2 separate regions of the Homo sapiens genome follow, and region 1 is linked to region 2. Evidence: chromatin contacts called from ENCODE Hi-C or POLR2A ChIA-PET data. All regions are on one chromosome and are shown on one strand. Each heading gives the region's core, a stretch centred on a gene start or an enhancer-like site at or near the end of the contact. The rest is flanking DNA. Distances are from core to core; before and after follow the strand shown.

Evidence for each region. A loop is a pair of places that touch in the nucleus more often than their neighbours do. ChIA-PET counts read pairs that join two places held with the same protein, here RNA polymerase II (POLR2A). Pooled maps may share reads with other maps.
Region 1: a map of heart left ventricle shows a loop between it and region 2 (4-fold over the local background). The contact joins two enhancer-like sites. A Hi-C loop is called at or near these places in 1 of 168 maps with a recorded cell type or tissue (heart left ventricle), 1 of 37 single-sample maps with no recorded cell type and 1 of 50 pooled maps. POLR2A ChIA-PET finds 5 or more read pairs at or near these places in 1 of 52 experiments (PC-3).

Annotation. Positions count from the first base shown.
Region 1 is chr3:161,068,254-161,075,591 of GRCh38, forward strand. It overlaps PPM1L (protein phosphatase, Mg2+/Mn2+ dependent 1L), which reads left to right. Exons shown (of 4, transcript NM_139245.4): 4 at 558-7,338. The coding sequence ends at 904. Among named protein-coding and RNA genes, the nearest start is that of B3GALNT1, 33 kb to the right of the region's middle. RefSeq lists an enhancer at 1,443-1,492. Within about 2 kb of position 1,763, at least 11 of the 41 ENCODE cell types and tissues checked have a DNase peak (open chromatin) inside an H3K27ac peak, as active enhancers do; they include PC-3, where a contact is called at or near this core.
Region 2 is chr3:161,408,173-161,414,857 of GRCh38, forward strand. LOC107986150 (a long non-coding RNA gene) reads left to right here. Exons shown (of 3, transcript XR_007096152.1): 3 at 1-6,685. Among named protein-coding and RNA genes, the nearest start is that of LINC02067, 15 kb to the right of the region's middle. Within about 2 kb of position 1,844, at least 2 of the 41 ENCODE cell types and tissues checked have a DNase peak (open chromatin) inside an H3K27ac peak, as active enhancers do; they include PC-3, where a contact is called at or near this core.

The sequences.
Region 1 (7,338 bases), core at 513-3,012, 340 kb before region 2:
TGAGACATGGTTAGAAGAGACAGAGCCAGGAATCACATTCAAGTAGTCTGACCTGAGCCTTTAATGACTATACTAGTGTGTGCTTTTTCTTAATCTTGATCCTATTTGGGGGGACAGAGCTGTTTTGAGACCTATATAGGCACACTTATGAGTGGCCTCAGGCCAAATGATATATACGGTGCCTGTTCACCTGCCTTTCAGCATTCCTTTGCCACTCTCCTCAAATCCCTACCCTCATGCTCTCTACTGTCAATCACTGAGCCACCACGGTGTTAAGTTAAAAACCAATGCCCTCCCCCATATGTATCCGCCACCTTCAGTACTCTTATTGATATATTATTGAAATCCTTCAAGATGCCAGGATGAGGGTATGAGGATCAACTGGTAGAGTATAAAACCCCAGGCCATGCAGTGGGTCCCAGGAGTGATGGGGTTAAGGGGAGTGCCCACAGCCCAGTTCACATGAAGTAGGTCACCCTGTTGCGCACGTACCTAGACTATCCCAGGTAAGTGAGATATCAGCTGGTCAAACTAATGGGCTCATCCTGTCTTTCTAGGTGGTTTCATCAGTTTCAATGGCTCCTGGAGGGTCCAGGGAATCCTGGCCATGTCTCGGTCCCTGGGGGATTATCCGCTGAAAAATCTCAACGTGGTCATCCCAGACCCAGACATCCTGACCTTTGACCTGGACAAGCTTCAGCCTGAGTTCATGATCTTGGCATCAGATGGTCTCTGGGATGCTTTCAGCAATGAAGAAGCAGTTCGATTCATCAAGGAGCGCTTGGATGAACCTCACTTTGGGGCCAAGAGCATAGTTTTACAGTCATTTTACAGAGGCTGCCCTGACAATATAACAGTCATGGTGGTGAAGTTCAGAAATAGCAGCAAAACAGAAGAGCAGTGAACCCTTCAGGGGTCTCAGCTGCCTTAGACTAAAGGACTTTCAACACACTGGTCTCTTTTAATTTAGTGAAAAGTGTGGGAGTTGTAATTAGGATCATCCACCCCAGACATGGAATCCCCCCTCCCTGGTGGTCTTAGGTCTATAATCAGTGACGAACAGAGGGTGCCCTTGGCCAATGTAGTTAAGAAACTGGAAAATGGTTTCTTCATGTTTTCCCAACTCTTTCATCCAGTGTCCAAAATATATAAGTAAATAGCTGTAGAGTCACATATATGAAGTGAATAGCATATGTGTCATTTAGTCTCCCTGAAGATTCTTTTCAAGATCCTGTTCAGGGTCCTCCAGGCATCAGCTGTTGTGTCCTCTCTTTGTAACAGTGGACAGGACAGACCACCCAGTGCTGCAGGAGACAGGCCACTGCGTCACCTGTGAGTGGTCAGGGGCTGATGTGGCAACACCCTCTGCCAAGAGACAGAGCTGTCCTGAGAATGCTTTGTCCTTCTGAGCCCATGTTTTCTGCTCAGTAGCAGCTTGGAAGCAGATTTGGAATGGTTTACTATTTTGGCTGCTCTTGGGGACTGCGAGAAGCAGAGAGAATGAGAGACCAGTGGCAACTGCCTGCACAGCAGAGATAACCCTCTTCCCTTGCTTCCTTTAATAGTTAAATAGACTTTGTATACCACCTGACCAGCCTTTGTGCATTTATCCTAATCATGCATGACCGTTAACCTTTTGCTTAGTCCTTACCATATGTAATAGGCAGCTGTTAAATTCACCAACAGATACCCTGATTTTTCATCTTACGTGACCAAGAAACCACGTTAGGGGAAATGAAAAAAGCAAGCCACAATACCATGATTCCTTCCATTTTCAACAGTAGATGAAGGAAATGATACTGAATGAGTCACAGTGTTCCCTGGCAAGTAAGCTGTTTGCATTGAGAAAGGAGTGAGCTGGTGAGGTTACCACCCTGAATTGAGCTCCAGCTGCCAGTTTTTGTGTTTTTCCTTGCCCCTTTCCAAGTGGTTTTCAAGTGTCAGGCAGTGTTCTGAGAAGCAGCAGCCTATAACTGTATGTGTGTTCCTTGAAGCCAGGTGCAGAGTTCCCAGCTACTGCAGCTTGGGATTTGGTGGGAAACTACTGGGATAAGCTTCTCCTTGACAATGGAAAGGCAGCAGTCTTCAACATTTGGTTGCAAATCTCCATCCACATCAGGGAGCTTTCCCCAGGCAAATACAAACCGCCCCGTGGCCTGCAGGCCTGCAGGGGAGGCAGCAAAGGGACCTGGCAGTTGCAACACAGTAAGTCAGGAATTCAAGCGTGAACCCATATTGATAAGTGGGCCAGAATTATTTAGGGGCCTGGCTTGCTGCTCTCCATTTCCTGTATCGCTAATTTATCATTTTTCCAACCTTGGTATTTTATATTATTTAGAGAAAATGCTGGGTCACTCTCTTTGCCTAAGGTGACTCAAACAGCCAAACGAAACTTCCGTTGCCTCCCAGCCCTCTGTATCCACCTGGTTTTGTTCTTTCCCTGTGAGCATTTGTGGTTATAGCTTCCCATATGCCACATTCACCGGCCACCTCCTCGCCGTGGAACCCTGCCCTCTCCCCTCCTGCTGCTGTAGAGTTTTCCCAAAGCAGTGTCCAGGAGAGAATTTGAGAGAGTGAAGAAATTGCCTTGTAGATGTGGAGGGCTGCAATCTGTCTTGATTTCTCCAAGCACTTAACTTTCTTTGACTGCACTGAGAATTGCTAATGATTTCCCATGAGATTTGCTTACTTTTGTATACTGTATTTTCCAGCATTACAGAACCTTGGTTATTGTTTTTTAGCCATAGAATCTTCTAGTAAAAAATATCTGCCACCATTTTAGATTTAAGCATTTGCCTATGGGGAGACACTGAATATGTGGATGTGTGTATTAATATTTGGGGTGGGGACAGGGAAGGGAATGTGGAAAACAAATGCTGGCTGTGAGCAGTGCTGAGATGGCCAGGCCAGGCGGCTGAGTTTGCTTGGAAATTCAGGACATTCTGACTCCTAAGAGTTGCCCCCACCCACCATCAAACTGAAATCAGCACCAATGGTGTCAGCACTTTACAGCCCATAGCCAACTTTCTTTATTTTTAACGTAGCACAAAAATGTATAATAGCAAGGAAAAGACATTTTTAAATTCCGGTTATTTTTATTGTCTAAAATGAAAGCAACAGTGTTTTGATAAAGATGAAAAAGAAAAGCTACTAAATTAGTAAATCAGTGGTTACGTGCCCTGCAGAATTTCTTAACAGATGGTGCTGAGTGCACGAGTTACATAACTTTCTCTCTAATTGAGGTTCACAAGGCGTCTTCTAAATTTTGCTTTGTACAATTAATTCATTTCTGATGTTAACCAAATAGAGTGTATATATCCTACTCCCATTACTGCCTCTTTCCCCCCTACTATGGCTTGTAGATTTTCAAAAGATAGAAGTTCTAGGCAAAACTGTAGCAGTTTCATTAATAGTTGTTAGGATAGTTATATCTAAAATCAGAGTATTTTGTTCCCTTCCTTCTGGAGCTCTCTCTCCCTAGCCCTTTTCCAGCTGTTGGGGATGTGCAGACATCACTCCTGGGGGTGCCCTATGGTACACTGGCTGCTCCCCAGGGACCTGGGAATGCTGAATCTAGCCATTAGGGAAATTGATTTGAGATGTTTGCATGTGAAGCTTCCCTAAGCAGCACTGCCAAAGCTTTGGAATTGTCACCCAAGGCTTCCTAGACTCCCTAGCTAGCTCGAGTTCGAATTGCCAATAGTCCCCATGGTGCCAAATTTTGGGATGGTTTTACAGTCTTTTAGAAATGAAGACAGGAATGGCCATGTGCTTCTGAGACCCCAGCACGATGCCAGGCCCAGGTCTCCATTAATGCAGTGCTCTGCTGCTGCTCCACTGGCAATTTGTACTCTTAACATAGGTTGGGGGAGGGACAGCTAGGGAAATTTTTTTTAATTAATTGTATCTAAAATTCTTTCATCATAGGAATAAACAACACATATAGAAAGCTCCAAAGCTGTTCCCAAGACCTGTATTATTTATTTTATATGACCAACTTGCCCCAAGGCAATTAACTCTGAATTGCTGTTCTAATGTGACATATCTGTGTACATATGTACATAGTACTGGTAACCAGTGGCTGCATTTTATTCCTTGCTGTGGACTGAGGTATTGGCTTCTTGAATCTTGTATATGTCATAAGAATATTATACAGAGAGTGTTATAGTGAAGGATGTAAGCTGGATAATTTAAAACAGACCTTATTTCATACAAGTGTAATTATTACATCATTTTGGGTAAATGGCAAACAGGATTGCATGAGAGTGATGGCATCATCATTTCAATTGAATCTGAAGTGATTCTAGGAAATTGATTCCACTGTTGGATTCTAGGAAATTGAGTCCACTGTTTTCCTTTGCGTTTAATTTCCTTTGTGTTTAATTTGACCACAGAAACTTTTTTGAGTAGCACCTAGTAACATTGCAAGGAACTTGTGTATCAAGGTGTATCTTGATTATCCTGATTTTTTTTGTTCTCTAAGTTGTTGCCAGATCTCTCTTGCAACTGTGTCAATGAAAGGTCTGTGTTTAGAAAAGGCAGCATATCATTGTATATTTGAAACTATAGGAATATATACTTTGTATAAAACTTTTCCAATGATTTCAGAAATTCTTTTTTCCTCCTTTTGACCCACAACTAGACTGTTCATACCCTAATAGTTCCCCAAAATTGCCTTAGCATGTCACACCAGCATTTGTCATCCAGCTCTGGAGAAATGACATGACTGTTAGATACTATGCCTGTTTAATTGCCTCTGGATTAAGTCATTGATAGCTAGACTTTTGAGCTAGTTAGCTGTAGAAATAATAGAATCCAGTGTTTCCCAAAGTGTGTTCCAAAGAACACAAGTTCCAAAGATGCTCTTCTAAATATAGGATTCTAGGATGAAATAAGTTTGGAAAACACATACCATCTTAGAAAGTTAGTGAACATGAGCACATCAAAGGCTCTAATTTAAATGTCCTGTGAGGAGAGAAAAACACAACAAATATCTACTGTCAGTTAGCCCAGTGTTTTCCAGATTAATTTGACCACAGAAACTTTTTTGAGTGGCACCTAGTAACACTGCAAGGAACTTGTGTTCTAAAGAACACCCTTTGGGAAATTCTGGTATATTGAAATATTGCTGTGTTTTCATTCACGATGACTCTTAGTAGCAGTACAATTTGCAACTTAGAAGCATGAGCCTTTCATATATGAAGCTGACTTGTTAATAAAAGCAGTGTTAAGAAGTAGTATGACTTAATATGACCAACAGCAGCCTCATATTGATAGCAGAACAATCCTACTTAAAGCTCTAAACATCATCCCCCCCTTTTTTTTTTTAACGGAATCTCGCTCTGTCACCCAGGCTGGAATGCCGTGGCGCAATGTCAGGTCACTGCAAGCTCCGCCTCCCAGGTTCACACCATTCTCCTGCCTCAGCCTCCTGAGCAGCTGGGACTACAGGCGGCCTCCACCACACCTGGCTAATTTTTTGTATTTTTAGTAGAGACGGGGTTTCACCATGTTAGCCAGGATGGTCTTGATATCCTGACCTTGTAATCCACCAGCCTTGGCCTCCCAAAGTGCTGGGATTACAGGTGTGAGCCACTGCACCCGGCCATCCCTTTCTTTTATATGAATAATGAGCAAGAGCCCTGCCATAGCTAAATATGTCTCAAATTCATTCCAAGATCTTTCCATTGCTTTTTTGCAGTTACCTTTGCTTTTTGGGTTGAATCAAAATGAATATTTTTATATTTCATTACTATATGATATTTAAAAATATACAGAAAATCACAGAAAAGGAAAAACAGAAATTTGATTTTAATTCACTTTTGAAATTTTAACGATTTTTAAAACTAATGATCTGTTATATAATAACTGAAATGTAAACTATTAACAGTTATTTACTTTCTTTCCTTTATTGTCCTCTCTGGATTCAGTGAAATAATTTGAAATCAATTAGAGCTCATACCTTCTAAAACTCCTGTCCCATATCATCCCACCTTTCATGTTTTATGTACATAGTTAAGTTTGGCATGTTATCTCTTGCCTAAAATGTGAGGCCTTCCTGTAGTTCCACAGTAGTTACTCTTGGCTGCAGAAATAGGTTTGGGAAGCTATGAGAGATTACCCCAAAGTCATGGATGAAACAAATCTAGTCGAAAACATGGTACAGAGTGAATTAAGGCAAAAGTCATTAACTTAAAATTACATCCAATATTTAGGAATAGCTCATCCTCTGCACATTATCCAAAATATTTTAAAAAACTAAAAGTAAGATCTCTTAGGCTAGGTGGCGGATTGCAAAGGGCAGGGGGCAGTTGATACCATGAAGCTTCCAATAGATGCATTTCTAAACATTTTTTCTAATATGTAAATTTGCTGATCCTTAGTAATGTTAATGCTTTGTCTATTTGTTATTTTTACCACTGTTGAACAGCAAACTGTTGAGGCTAGGGTTGATTATTGATAATTTTTATGTGTTTAGTAATAACCACAGCATCATACGTACAACTGCTTTAATAAATCCAAGTTAAGGACTTTGAGGAGAGCATGTAGCAAGTATTCATTTTAACAAATCATCACAGACAGTTTCCCTGTTCAAAGCTCCACCAAAAAGCAAGCATGCAGCAAAGGCATAGACTGTATTTAGAGATGTGGTTTCATTTATTCTTGAAGTCCTATAACCTTGCATTATTTAAACACAAAATCCCACCTAACATTTGCCAAATCCAAGTTAATCTCAAAAACCTCCGAGGACATTGAGCACAAGCAGATTACTGTAAGGGCACTGGTGGCAGATTGTGGTGGAGAGAGGGCTGAGTGACCCAGAGCAAAGCCTGCCCGGGTTACTCGCTGCCACTTCAGGAGAGGGATTGTATCAGCTCTCATTACCTTTTGTCATGAGGCAGTTCATAAATTAAATATGATATCATGCATTATCTCAAAATATTTCTATATTAATTAGATAATTCACGATGTAAAACGTGTTCATGCAGAAGCAAAGGCGGATGTAATAGTCAAGTATCAGGGAAAAACCCCTTTAGGATACCCAGACATTAAAAATGTAAAAAGTAGCTTATAAGAAATGTGGATTATCAGATTTTTACTATATATAGGTTGTGTTTAATAGTAATTTCTGACACCTGCACATAGATGAAGAAAAGGCAGTTGTTACCACTTTTCACCATTCAAAAAATGGGCTTGTCTCTTAGAGTATTGGTTAATGCTTTGCTTATTTGTTAATGAAGACAGCATTTTAATTTTAAAGCTTCCTTTTGTAGGACTGATGGCACGGGCAGAATCACATTTAAGAAAAATGGTTTGGAACACTTTTTAATAAAAAAT
Region 2 (6,685 bases), core at 594-3,093:
GTTTCTGGAGACCCGCAGGAAAATCCAACACTGAAAGAGCTTGCCCACCCAGGCCCCACTGGTTCTGAGCAATGTTTCAAAACATCGTGCATTCCAACATGTGGTCCCTAATCCCTGCTGGGGGAAGCTGCAGTTGAGTAAGGGTTTTACCTGAGACTTTGATTTTCTTGTACATATGGGTCTTAGGGACTCAAGCTGCAGGCTGTTGGTTACCTCCTGCTTTATGCTTCTAAGCATATGTTATCTTTAGGATGTGGATCCAAACAGGTAACCCAACAATCTATTTGAATTAATTGTATGTTTAATAAAATCTTAAAATCTTACATGTGCAGACCAGGCACGGTGGCTCATGCCTGTAATCCCAGCACTTTGGGAGGCCAAAGTGGGTGGATCATTTGAGGTCAGGAGTTCGAGACCAGCCTGGCCAACATGGTGAAACCAAGTCTGTACAAAAAATATAAAAATTAGCCGGGCATGAGTGGTGTGCACCTGTAATCCCAGCTACTTGGGGGGCTGAGGTGGGAGGATCGCTTGAGCCTGGGAAGTAGAGGTTGTAGTGAGCCGAGATCTTGCCACTGCACTCCAGCCTGGGCAACAGACTGAGACCCTGTCTCAAAACAAAACAAAACAAAACAAAACAAAACAAAACAAAAAAATCTTACATCTGCAGACATAGCATTACACTGGGAATTAGCACCTTCCCTCTGTGGTAAATGGTGCAGGTGGGATTAATGCTGTTTTACAGATGTGAGTGGGGTTAGTGTCATTTTACAAATGTGAATGTGGAGACCCAAAGGGGCCAAAAGACTTGCCCAAGGTCAAACTTCAGTTATTACATTTCTCGATTATTTTGCTATTTAGCTATGATTGTCATGAAAAGTTTCACAGAGCTTGAAATTCTGGGCAATATTCTTAAAGTCAATTCCTGGAATATTATTTTTGGAGTGAACAACTCGATCTCTGGAAAATTTGGAGGTTAAAGAGAGGAATTACAGTTTTTTGAAGAGATGTCTTCCCTATGTAACGGCCCCATGTTGCCCCCTTATGGAACTTGCGATATTTGCAAAATTCTTTGCTGAATTAGTCTTTCACTGAAGTGTGACTTATTTGACACACAGGATTTACAGCATGAGCCTTTTGTCACAACAGCCTTTTGTCACAACAGGATTTACAGCATCAGCCTTTCTCAGGATGATAACATATTACCTTACCATTTTCATATATTAAATCAACTGTTACTGAAATTCAGCCAAATTGAAGGAAAATGTGATTATGAGGAAGTCTACAGAAAACTTTTTTGTACTAATTTCTAACTATACTCACAGCCCCTTTTCCCATACCCTCAGGGCTGACCATTTTGCACATTAAAAAGTAATGTATCTAACGAAATAGGACGGTGTTCTTAATATTTTACTAAAAATTGTGGATCATTTTAAGTTTCACGCTTGTGAGACGTTTGGGGATTTGGTTTTTTTTGTTCAATGGGTTTGAATTTCACCTCTGCTACTTAGCTACATCACCTCCGGTAGACTCAGTTTCTGGGTCTCAGCATCTTCCTCTGTAAAATGGGAAGAATGGCGCCATTTGTGAAGCATTTGAAACAATTCCTGGTAGAGTATGCATGCAAAAGTGAAAGCAGTAGCGGTGGTTGTAGCAGTAGTAACCCCTGGATCTTACCTCCTCAATTATCACATGAGGAGATTGTACTAAAGGAGCTCTGAGATCCTCTCAAGTTCTTACATCTCTGATCCTCTGGATGCAAAATAAGCAGAGGAAGAAGGAGGCACCATGAGCAATGATTCCATCTCTGCCCTCCTGAGAAAGTCTTTCCCTCCTTTCCACAGCACCTGGGAGGAGCAGGAAGTTACTAATTTGCTGGCAGGGCCTGCTGGTTTCGGCCACAGTTTCTGAGTCTTTTGGGGAGTCAGATGCAATAGGGTATATGCCAGACAGCAGAACCTATCCAGGGGTGTGGAAGCATTCCGCCTTTGGGAACCCACCCACCCTGGATGGGGCAACTAATCGGAGAAAGTCTCAACAGAAAAATGGAAGTGGGTAGTGTGCAGTGAAAGTGGATGTAGGGAGGCTGGAAAGTGGGACCCGTCAAAGCCTAAGAGATAGACTGGAAGGAGGCACGAAGAAGGGATTGCTGGCAGGGAAATTCCTCCCTTTGTCCCAGGGTCTCAACTTCACACTTGTCCAAGATAAACACCACTGACATTAAAGTGATGAAAACATTTTATTCAGTAACTACTGACAGTCAGGGAAAGAGCTGCGCTCCATTCCAGTTTGTGCAGAGGTGGCGGTGTCTTTTATTTTAATTTTTATTATTCCAATAAGACTTTATTGTTTATGTCTGAAAATTAGCTATAAAAACTTGTAATATACATTGTTTTATCAGTTCTCTCTCTAGTTTTAGCTCTATCGAGGTACAACTGATACACAAAAAAATTGTACCCATCTAATGTATGTATCTTGATGAATCCAGACATATAAATACACCCATGATGTCATCATCACATAAAACACATCCATCACCTCAGAGGGAGAGAGTGGGAGGGAGAGAGAACTGGGGTTCAAATAAAAAGTTACCAAGGGTTGGTCAGTGTAAATGTGACTAGGCCAGCTGTGTCTGCTAGCCAGCAATGATGGCCCCAAATTAGGATTCTATCCTGACAAGTACATTTCTAAGAATGGTCTTCAGATCTTTGAGAAAGACAATCCTAAATTGCAGGAGATATATATACATCTCAAAGGGACAGAGGAAGGATTCATGATTGTAAGGCCTTTACAGTAAATGCTTTAATAAGAGGAGGTATAGGGGCCAAGGGAAAACTTCTCCTTTGTCCTCTGAAGGTTCACTGAAAGTCAGTTGACAAAAGGCAGATTTAATAAGAGAAATAACATCCATAGACCAGGCGTAGTGGTTTACACCTGCAATATCAACACTTTGGGAGGCCAAGGCAGGAGGATTGCTTGAGCCCAGAAGTTCAAGACCAGTCTGGGCAATACAGTGAGATCCCATCTCTACAAAAATTTAAAAATTATCTAGGCTTGGTTGTACATACCTGTAGTCCCAGCTACTTGAGAGGCTGTGGTGGGAGGATCATTTGATCTGGAGAGGTGGAGGCTGCAGTGAGCCGAGATCATAACACTGCACTCCAGTCTGGGTGGCAGAGTGAGCCCCTCTCTCAGAAATACTACTACTACTACTAATAGAAGTGGTATATAGATTTATTAATGTCCCTGGGGGAGAATCAGAGTGACTACCCCACCACGCAATGGGGCAAAAATGGTTATATACCCCTTCTTCCTTTACTTAGGGGAAAGAGAGATGGGGAAGTGTGATGATTTTAGGGGGATAGTAAATGATTTTCAGGGGAATTCACTGGGCTTGAAGAACATACAATGGCCTGGAACAAAGTCTGTTGGGCCTGCAGAGCAGACAATGGTTTGTGAGAAAAGTCTGTCCAGGTGTGTTGACATACTTCAGTCTTCTTTCCTGCAATATGAGTTAAGTTAATAAAAACTCAGGGAAATAACCAGAGGCAAGAGGAAATTGTTTTCTTCTTTGGTGGGTCTGGCATTTAGGCAGATATGGGAACTTCAGAGAACAACTTCATTCTGTGCTTTGGGAGAGCCAGAGGATTGAGAGACAGTAGTGAGGGGAGGTCAGAGAGACATTGAGGCTGCTTCCTTGGTTCAGCATGTCAAAGCATCATATTTTGGGGTATTGGTTTTTGAGCCCCAATAGAGGTCTGGGACGAACAGAAAATTCTCCTGGCAGCTCTAGGCTTTCTCAGGCAGACATGTTAATACAGGGCTGGGGCCATCCTACGGACATCGCCTTCTGCTGCTAGAAGCCAGGCTAGAGTTTGGTGCATTTCTCTTTAGTACAGAGGTTTGGATGGAGTTGTTACATGCTGAAAGTTCTGCGGTTCTTACCATGAGGTCTTCTCTGACCAATCTAACCCTTCACAGGGCCAACTTTCATGTAAAAAGTGAGTAGTTCATTCACTCATTCCACAAATATTAGTTGGGAGTCTTCTATGTGCTGGGCACAGTTTGAGAGTCAGGGAGTCTTAGAATTGTTTGCACTGTTCACTAGTTGTTTTATTTGTACTAGTCCCACCTTAACTAAATAGATCGTTAAATTCCTTGAGGTCAGAGATACTATCTTATTCTTCTGTTTTCCACACTGTATGGAATTTAGCAGAGCCTATTAGTCACTTGAATTTATTAAATATAATTGAGCAATACAACAAATAAAGAAAAACACTTTGAAACAGAAGTTAAGTAACTTGAGAGTTGAGAAGAAAAAGAAAATGAAAATATTGAAGTAATGAAAGAGATTATTTAACTGCACCCCCCAACTTTTATATCTTTTTTATGGTCTCCAGAAAATTTGGTTTGAAAAAAAAATCACTTATTAAAAATAAAAGTCTGAAGACCACTGATGAATTTTATAGGTCCAGAGAGGTGAAGTCAAACAACGAGCTTCCCCTACAGCTGATTACACAGTATGATTAAGCCAAAGGGGACATGTTGCTCCAGGGAGAGTCTAATCAGAACACACGTTTCCTATCTTAGACCCCAAATCCTTTGAACTCAGAGGAGCAAATCAAAAGAGGTCTCCAAAACTGTGAGCTTAGAAAAGAGTTACAGTTAGAAGATGAGGTTTCGAGGAGAAATCATTGAAGGTGATTCAACTCAAACTTCAGAACTGCTCTCTGTCCTTCAGAAACTGGGAATTTGATGCCTAAAGAAGTTGTATCCTCACTGGCCTTTTTGACAGGAAGATGAACCTAAAGTTTACCCTAAAAGCTATGCTAACTTCTGTATTTTTGAACTATTCTGAAAAATATTTGCTATTTGCTTTCTTAAGTGTAAGGAAGGAATGAATCTCTGAGCTACATCATGTAGGTGATATTAAAACTACACTTTTTTGTGTGTCTGATTTAACATTGTTAAAAATAGTCAAAATTTCTACTAGTTTATCATGTATCCAAAGGTTAAGAATAGATACAAAGAATTTCATTCTTTCTAGATGCTGGGAATATTCTCAGATCTTGCCAGCTCTGCAGCAAATGGAGGAGGTGGTTCTTGGATGTCAGACTTTCCTGGAGGGAGGCCAGGCTGCGGTAGCCCAGTTGTAATGCTTTCCTCTGAGGTGTTGGCATCAGGGCTTGCTTCCACTGCTGTTCTCCCAACAGTGATTTCTAAAGGGAGGCCAAGGTTGGGTAAGGGTCAGGGCTGGCACAGAACTGATGTCAGGAGCTGTAAGACCTAAGGCTGCTTTTACAAAGATGCATGCATTTTATCTAACAGCCTTTTCCCCTAAAATATCCACAACATATATTCTATTTCTGTAGTTCTCAGCAGGGTAATTTTTGTCTCCCAGGAGGAATTTAGCAGTATCTGGAGACATTTGTGATTGTCATAATTGGGGGAGGTTTGCTACTGGCATCTAGTGGGTAAGAGACAGATATGCTGCTAAACATGCTACAATGCACAGGGCAGCAGCCACAACAAAGAATAATCCAATCCAAAATGTCAGTTGTGTCAGGGTTGAGAAACCTCATTATATATTTCAAGACAAGAAAACCAGTTCCTTGCTTAGTGTGCTGGCTAACGCCTTACTGATGCATGTGGTCTCCAGACACCAGCATCACTTGGGAGTTCCTGAGAAATAACAGACTCTCAGTCCCCACTTGGGATACTGGATCAGAATCTGCATTTTAACAAGATCCCCAGGTGACTTATATGTGTCTTTAATATTGAGAAGCACTGGTAACCTTCTATGAGAACTACAAGGGCAAGGCAGTGAGACAAGTGCTTCAGCATGGCCAAGTCAAGAAGAGACAGTTCTGGCCCTACTTAGGCAACATCTTTAAATTAAAAAAAAACCTCACTTTTTCTCGGTTTTGTTTTGTGTTTTTAAATTTGCATTGAAGTTTCTTCTATTTTTTTTTTTTTTTTTTTGCTACTTTGTCCTTCTTTCCTTCCTTTCTTTTTTTCTCTCTTCCTTCCTTTCTCTTCTAGTTACTCTGCTTCATCATTTATCTTTATCTCACATGTATGCAGTGCTTTTCTAGGTCCTTAATTTTGAGTTACTCGTGATACCAAAAAAAAAAAAAAAAAAGGGCAGACACTTCTCATTAATTAAAGGAAATTGTCCTAGTGGGTAGAATCTGGGAGGACAGTCATACTTTCTTAAACATAATAACGCAATTAAATTCTACCTTCCCTTCAGTAGTAAGATATTAAAAAGGAAGGCAATAAAGCTCATCCAATACTAATTTGATCAGAAGCCTGTGCAATCAGTCTCTTTGATATACCTTTTGTCAACACAGCTTTAGATTTTGAATAGGCAATCTAAAACCCTGGAAATCTACCATATTGATTTATTAGCAAAATTTCTGCTGAACCTAGGTATAATAATAGAACTGATTAAAAATAAAATTTAGTCTGTATGCCATGCAATGTACTGTAGCATTTTAGTTTCATGTTTCTCTAAAAAAAATAAGTTAAAATTTTAAATTATTAAAACAAACTTCAGTTCAACTTGCTAAACATTTACTTAGCACCTATTGTTTACAAAATGCTGGAATAAAAATTGTGGAAGATTAAAAAAGATTAAGATATAATTTTGCCCTGGTTCATAATCTGGGGTGTGTGTGTGTGT